2 separate regions of the Homo sapiens genome follow, and region 1 is linked to region 2. Evidence: chromatin loops called from intact Hi-C (ENCODE). Cell type or tissue: IMR-90. All regions are shown on one strand.

What was found. A loop is a pair of places that touch in the nucleus more often than their neighbours do. Peaks named below come from ENCODE experiments on the same cell type or tissue, not always from the same donor. Only the 100,000 strongest peaks of a DNase experiment are listed, where the experiment ranks them.
Region 1: it touches region 2 in a loop (5-fold over the local background); 1 of 110 quality-filtered maps calls a loop at or near these places.

Annotation. Positions count from the first base shown.
Region 1 is chr2:203,624,977-203,628,976 of GRCh38, reverse strand. No RefSeq gene overlaps it. Among named protein-coding and RNA genes, the nearest start is that of CD28, 80 kb to the left of the region's middle. In IMR-90, no CTCF peak of the experiment used is centred here; DNase peaks (open chromatin) are centred at 1,386 and 1,796; H3K27ac peaks cover 2,360 bases.
Region 2 is chr2:203,780,709-203,784,708 of GRCh38, reverse strand. It overlaps the pseudogene RNU6-474P. Among named protein-coding and RNA genes, the nearest start is that of CD28, 76 kb to the right of the region's middle. In IMR-90, a CTCF peak has its summit at 2,216; DNase peaks (open chromatin) are centred at 698 and 2,288; H3K27ac peaks cover 769 bases.

The sequences.
Region 1 (4,000 bases), 160 kb after region 2:
AGAGGATTTTAAAAGCCATAGTTCTATCCTTGTCTAAATATTACTATCCCTACTGTAAATCATACCCATTCAAACTTCTCCCCATAGGAGCACCCACCTTAAGAGGAATTTATTTTTATTTATTTATACAAAGCAACACAGTAATCTCTCTTTCTCATCAACAAAAACTTCCGGCCTTATTCACAAAACTGACTTAAAAGTCACTGTAATGATGGCTTGCTTCCTTTATGGTGCCACTGGGATTTTGGAAGTACATAGCAGAGCCCAGTACGCCTGGGATTAAGGAGTGGTCCAGAGTGGTGTGCTGATAACCCCTAAGATTGGAGTGGGGGCGATGGAGGGGGACCCTGAGTATTTACTGCTAGCTATTCATTGAGAAAGTGAAGGGCAACCCTCACCTAGCAATTTCCAAGATGAACATCTTCCTTCCAAGGACACTTCATTTAATGGCACTAGAAAAGTTATAGGAAAAATGTTTTTACCTAATTTTAGAACATGCAGAAGATTTGGACAATCGTTTCCTCTCCTATAAAGGAGTTTTGCAAGCCACTTTTAACAAATTAAGTGGAGCCCAAAAATTCAGACCTTCAATTATGAGCTGTCACTAGATAGCAGGCACAAATTGGTAGCCCTTAAAGCAAAATACAGCTCACGGATGCGTTTTGTCTGGTCAGCACAGTGTCTTTACTTTTCAAAAATTTATTTAATTAAAATGTCTTTACACTGGAGTGATCCTCCCACCTCAGCCTCCCAAGTAGCTGGATCTACAGGTGCACACCACCACACACGGCTCATTTGCCTCATTTTTGTATTTTTTGTAGAGATGGGGTTCACTATATTACCTAGGCTAATCTCCTAATCCTGGGCCCAAGGGATCTGCCCACCTCGGCCTCCCAAAGTGCTGGAATTACAAGCATGAGCCACTGTGCCCAGGCTTCACAATATCTTAATTAAGGATAAAAAAATTATCTTCACTAAAATGAGGTTGGCCTTGCACTTTGGGAGGCTAGGGCAGGAGGATCATTTGAGGCCAGGATTTCGAGGCTGCAGTGAGCTAGGAGCACAACCCAGTACTCCAGCCTGGGTGACAGAGCAAGATCTTGTCTCTAAATAAATAAATAAAAGGAGGTGGGGAGGGTGGTAAGCTGGAATCTTAGTTGTTCATAACTTTAAGCCTGTCCGGAGACTTCTCCACAACCTTCAAGTACCACCTGCCTTGTCCAGCTCACCAAGAAAGTAAAGTGGCCTTTGTTGCTTTGGGTTTCACCAGAACATTTCATATTAAGTAAAATGCATGGGATTCCATTTCTTGGCCATGATAAGGGATAAAGGACAGAGTTAGACTTTGACATAAACAGGACTCACCCAGTAAGCAGCCAGTAGGAATGTTGGCAAAGTGTAATTAGCCAGCTGGTCTGTTTAAATCCACCCTCTTCTCTAAATGCCAAGTGTTGAAGAATTAAATATTTTAGCATGCCAGGCATAGTTCAAAACCGGATTTTTAAAATCCATTTTCATGTTGCCTCCTTTCTCTTTAGCCAGTTTTATGTACAAACTAGGGGTCAAGTAAGTTAATACTTCCAACAAAAGGGCACTGAAACTTTTGGTCAGAGCCAGTTGTGAAGTCAGTATAAACTTTTCCTGAACTCTTGCTCAAGAAGAAAACTTCTTGAGTCTTAATTATCTTTGAGGCTGGAATGCTCAGAGCCCATCTCACAATCTAGTCCAGCCCCTTCAGTAGGACACATATTTTTCCTTCTTGCCTGGGTTACAAAAGATATGCTGGTTATCAAAACAGACCCAAGGCATGCATGAAGCAACTGAAAACTATGGTTGCTTGATAAAGCCCAGTTCTCATCTTTTTTGCCTTTGCAAATTCCAATCTCCTGTTCTGGAGTCTGGGAGGTAAACAGTCTTCCCTGGAATTTTCATACATCCACATCCTGGGTCTCCTGCTTTGATTGGTTCAGCCTTCTCACGTGTTGTCTCCTCCTTATCTTTCTCCTTGGCTTGTTAATATGTTTACTTCAACTAAACTAAACTCAAATGTCATGGTCCTAATCAAAGCAAGAGCATTTCAACTCATTAATTTTTCCATTTGCCTTCTGATATTCAGTCTAAAATTTGCATAAGCTTAGATATTCTCGGACAAGTAACTTAGAGTAAGGGATTGCAACTATAAGGGCTTAAGTGTCTTACCACAGAAATGTTAAGGTTCTGTCCTGCCTCCCTCTCAGATTAAGCAGTGGCCAGTTCCTTTGAGATTTTAGGAAAAATTGCTCTCACAAAGGAATAGCTTATAGGAACTATTCCACCTTAGGGCATTTATTTACTGAGATATTTCCCATTTTGATGTTATTAATTACTCTTTCCAATGAGTAATAAATATTTTTTTAAATTCTGTTTTCAAAGAAAAACAACAGCATGCCTTTTGCTCTTCAAATCTCAGAGTAGTATGTTGAATATGAATATAAAATTTACCATATGGCCATATATTAGAACTTAATCTCGTTGTTGTTGTTGTTGTTGTTGTTGTTGTTGTTGTTGTTGTTGTTGTTTTGAGACAGTCTTGCCTGTCTGGAGTGCAGTGGCACGGTCTCGGCTCACTGCAACCTCCACCTTCTGGGTTCAAGCAATTCTTGTGCCTCAGCCTCCTGAGTAGCTGGGACTACAGGCATGCACAACCACGTCTGGGTAATTTTTTGTATTTTTAGTAGGGACAGGGTTTTGCTGTGTTGGCCAGGCTGGTCTTGAACTCCTTGCCTCAAGTGATCCGCCCACCTTGGCCCCTCAAAGTTCTGGGACTACAGGTGTGCGCCACAGCGCCCAACCTAGAGTTTAATCTCTGCCAAATATGCTACCAATTCTTAGAGGCTCTATTTGTCAGAAAGTAAAATGCACAATTAGAACAACTGTAGAATATAGAGTTCAATGTGTTTCCCTCACATCCTGTTATAGTACATAGAGCCAACACATTTGTTTTTCTTTTATGGTTCCTAGGAGAAAAATCCTCTGCTTTTTCCTTACACGCCTCATTTGGTGCCAAATCCCTGATGTATATGTATCTAGGGTCAGATGCTAAGCAAATATCATGGGCCAAAGACCAACACACATGTGCAGTGGTTAAACAGCCTAGGAAAAGTCTTTGGGTGGACTTCAGCAAACTGTTCTTTTCCTCCATTAAACCCAAATTCCAATCTCCCCACTCTTGGCAACATTGCCCAATTTCTGAAATTTCATTTCTTCCTTCCTTGTTTTTAGTATCCACTTGCTTGGCTCTCCAAATTCCCGCTCAGCTGCGCCTTATGGATTTCATATTGAACCAGTCTTCTGCTCCTGGTTACCCAGGACTGTGTCTCAGGTGCCCAGTCTGCCCAGTATGTGATAATGCTCTGTGAGAAAGGCAGTTTATGAGATTGTTTATAGAGTACAAACAAACAAACAAAAGTAAAACTATGCATGAAAAATAACCTAGTAGAAAATCCATCAAAATATTAATATAGTGATAGCCTCTAGAGGGTGAGACTAAGAGTATCTTTTTAGTCATCTTTCTACTTTTCCATTTTTCAAAATTATCTGTGCATCACTTTTTCTTTTTCTTTTCTTTTTTTTTTTTTTTGAGACAGAGTTTCACTCTGTCGCCCAGGCTGTAATGCTGGAATGCAATGGCACAATCTTGGCTCACTGCAACCTCCGCCTCCCAAGTTCAAGTGATTCTCCTGCTTCAGCCTCCCTAGTAGCTGGGACTACAGGCACACGCCACCACACCCAGATAATTTTTGTATTTTTAGTAGAGACAGGGTTTCACCCTGTTGGTCAGGCTGGTCTCGAACTCCTGACCTCAGGTCATCCACCCACCTCGGCCTCCCAAAGTGCTAGGATTACAGGCATGAGCCACCGTGCCCTGCCCACTTTTTCTCTTAGTAGTTTTCCTGTTTTATATATATTACTCTTTTCGTGTGAAGGACTCAAGAAACTCTTTGAAAAAGCTCACACCCAA
Region 2 (4,000 bases):
CCGCGAGGGTCCGCGGCTTCATTCTTGAAGTCAGTGAGACCAAGAACTCACCAATTCCGGACACACTATCATGACTAGAGATGTGCACCGACGCCAAACCCAAAAAGTTAACTTTTTTTTTTTTTTTTTTTAAGATGGAGTCTCGCTCTGTTGCCCAGGCTGAAGTGCAGTGGCGCGATCTCGGCTCACTGCAAGCTCCTCCTCCCGGGTTCAGGCGATTCTCCTGCCTCAGCCTCTGGAGTAGCAGGGACTTCAGGTGCCCGCCACCACGCCTGGCTAATTTTTTGTATTTTTAGTAGAGACGGGGTTTCACCGTGTTAGCCAGGATGGTCTCGATCTCCTGACCTTGTGATCCGTCCGCCTCAGCCTCCCAAAGTGCTGGGATTACAGGCATGAGCCACCGCGCCCGGCCCCAAAGTTAACCATTCTTTAACCCAAAAAGCTAGGTGGGTTTTTGCTTGTTTGTTTTGTTTCTGTTTTCAAACCAGCACGACCTGTGGTGACCAGTAATGGGAAAAATGGAAGAAGCTCTCTAATCCTGTCCGCAGCTTCCCTGCCCATCACTCGTGCACACCCACATCCCCCTCAGGCCCACAGGGTTACTTTATGATGACCACTGGCATGTTTAGATTTCTCAGATGTAGGAAGAACTTCAAAGCACAAATTCCTTTCATGGGGACACAAGTTTTAAACTATGTTTCATAACTGTGAGCAATAGAAAAAATGGGGCCATCTAGGGATACACACTTAACATTCCTGGGACTCTGGACATACCACAATGCTCACATAATTCTGTAACTAGAATGTTATAGTAAGCTTTTTGCTCTAAGCAATTCATGGCAGATAATTTAAATAGACATCAAATCTAATGTGTTGTGAAGAGAAATGCTGCCTGTGGCTTCTTGGTTCTTTATGAGAGTCAGTGTATGCAAGCATCTAGTGTAGTTCCTGGCCCACGTTAGACCTTGAGCCCTTCTTCCAAATGAGCCTCAGCTGCACAGAGGCTGTGAAATGCTTCCAGCTAGTTTCCCTCCCATTGCAAACAGATCTTGGCCTAACACCTGCTCAAAGTCCACTTATGTCACCCCATCTGTGTTTCTCAAAATCGGATCTACAGCCCACCTCCATCTCAAGCACTTGGTGGGGTGAGAGTTAAAAATGCAGATTTCTAGGCCCTTCTCCAGGCCTACAGAATCCAAAGCTCTGGGAAAGGGGCCTAAGGATCCACCTTTTTATCAAGCTCCCAAAGTCATTCACTAAAGCTTGAGAATCCCTGATATAGAGCTTCACAGTTCTATCCCTCTATTAACTTAAACCCTGGAAAAAGAATTTCTGCACAATGTCAACAGAGCCTGTTACAAAAATGACTTCATTGTTACTTAAAGTTATGCTCTCTGTCTTTATGGATGTCTAATTCAAGAGCCATCTGAGGGCTCATTTCAGTATCTTTTATACTGAAGTTAAGATTCTGTTCACTCCATAAATCTCTGTATTTTATACAAGAACCCATACCATTCATTGGTCATTTCATTTATTTGCATGGAGAAAAAAAAATTATCTGCTGATGGATTTATTTGCTTCCTGTTGTCAGAAAATGAAAAATATATAACTGTGTTTCTCTTACAGCTTTAGCTACTGGAAATCGTGTAGCAATTTTCTTACCTAAGTGTGGCAGTCTGTTCAATTCTGTGCTCCATATATATTTACTGTTTCTTCTCCTTTGGGGTGAACTCTGTTTTGTTTCACATTTAAATGGCATAGGCAGTGACTTCTGAACCACTTTAGACAGGGTATAAATTTTTACAAACTAGAGAGCATTTTCTTGCAGTGTTGTATTCTTGGCATGCAGCAATTCCTGAATAGCCACTTGAGTCCAGATAAGAACTTGCTTGTTGTAGGATGCAGGACTAGTAGTACTGTGTTCTGTGCAATGGGTCTCTTCATAGGTTTGGATACTTGGGTCCGATTATATTTGTTTTGCTCATCTGCTTTTACAAATGCAAGCCAGAGACAGGGAATTATGATGCGCTTCCAATGCTTTCAGAATCCACTCGCCCTTTGTAGACCATGAATTTCTGAAGCAACATAGAGTCTCCATGGCTACCTGACAAAATTACTAAGGCTGCCAGCGCCTGCTTCTATGTGACTGAGTGTGAACTAAACAAATTACTACAGCCAACACAAGTAGAGGATTTGCATCTCTGACTCCTGTAGGGGGAGATGTTGAGCATCCAGCTGAAGCCCAGCAATATTCCTGGCAGTGGCTGTATCAAGATTTGCTTTGGTGGTAGCCAAACCCTCATGCATAGGACGTAGCCCCATGAGTCATTTTCACCCCCAAACCTCCTACTGTTTATTAATCACTTATGGCAACCACATACTCATGGTGAAGTTTTAGTTGGAACAGCAATGAATTTTGCTTAACTTTGCTTCCCTGTATGAGTCCTGCGCTTCCCTCAGCACCCAACACCAAAGCACTAGTTACTTAACTGACTCTTTCAATGTCCCCAGAAGTTTCTTTTTAAATTATTTTATTTATTTTATTTTTACAAAAATTCAGGTGGTAAAAATATGGAATGCTTCAGGAATTTGCGTGTCATCCTTGCACAGAGACCATGCTAATCTTCTCTGTATCATTCCAATGTTAATATATGTGCTTCTGAAGTGAGTACTCAGAAGTTTCTTTATACATACCTATCATGAGACAGCTTCCATTTCAGTCCAACTCAAATACAATGAAGAAATCCTCTTTGAAATATCCCTGCTGAACTGTTATTATCCACACCACCTAATAACAAAATTCCTTAAGGGCAGTATGGCCTAGGGTTTAAGTGCACACACTTTGGGTTCAAAAAGACCAGGATTCAAATCCTGGTCCTGCCTCTTACTATATGTGTGTCATTGGGCAACTTACACAATCTCTCTAAGACCAGTTTCTTCATCTGCAAAGTATGGATATTAGTAGTACTATTTCAAGAGTAGTTATTATAACCAAATGATTTAAGAATTTAGCACATAGTAAGCACTTAATAAAATAGTATTTATTAGTACTCACAGAGTAATCTGCTCTGAGATGAACAGCTCTATTGATAGCAAGTTCTTTCTTATATTAAACAGATAAAACTTTGTCCCATTTGTCTCACTCTTTCTTCCTAGTTCTGCCTTCAGAAGCTATCCAGAATAAGTATATTCCTTATTCCACACAACAGCACTTTGAATATTTGAGGGAGGTATATTTGAGAACAGGTATCATTTTTTTCCAGTTTGACTTTATCTAGTTCCTTCAACTGTGTCCCACATGACTTTGGATCTGTCACCATCTGTGGCAGAGCTAGCTAGATGCTCCCCAATCCCATTTCCTCTTCTTGGGCATACAAGAATACCCTAGCCATTGGGTTGGGGCATGTGACTGGGTTTCGGCCAATAAAGCAAGATTAAACGTATGTGTGCTATTTCTATGCCAGGCCATGTGTCTTATGAGATCTTCCTTGATCTCTTTCACTCATTGACTTGCTTAGTGCAGAGGATCCAGTGGAAAATTCTCAGGACACATAAGAGGCATGGAATCTGTGAGATGGAAGACGCTTGAATCCCTGCGTCAGCACATAGAAGGCTACCTCTCGTGCACCTGTCAGACTGTGGCATGAGTGTTGTATTAAGCCATTAAGACTTGAGAGTTGGGCCAGGTGCAGTGGCCCATACCTGTAATCCCAGCACTTTGAGAAGCTAAGGTGGGAGGACTCCTTGAGTCCAGGCATTTGAGACCAGCCTGGGCAACATAGCAAGACCCCCATCTCTACAGAAAACTTAAAAATTAGCTGGGTGTGGTGGCTCTCTTGTAGTCCCAGCTACTTAGGAGGCTGAGGTGGGAGGATAGGTTGAGCCCAGGAGGTCGAGGCTGCAGTGAGCCATGATCACGACACTGCACTCCAGCCTGGGTGAAAGAGCAAGACCTTGTCTTAAAAAAGAAAAAAAAAGCTTGAGTGTTTATTTATCACTG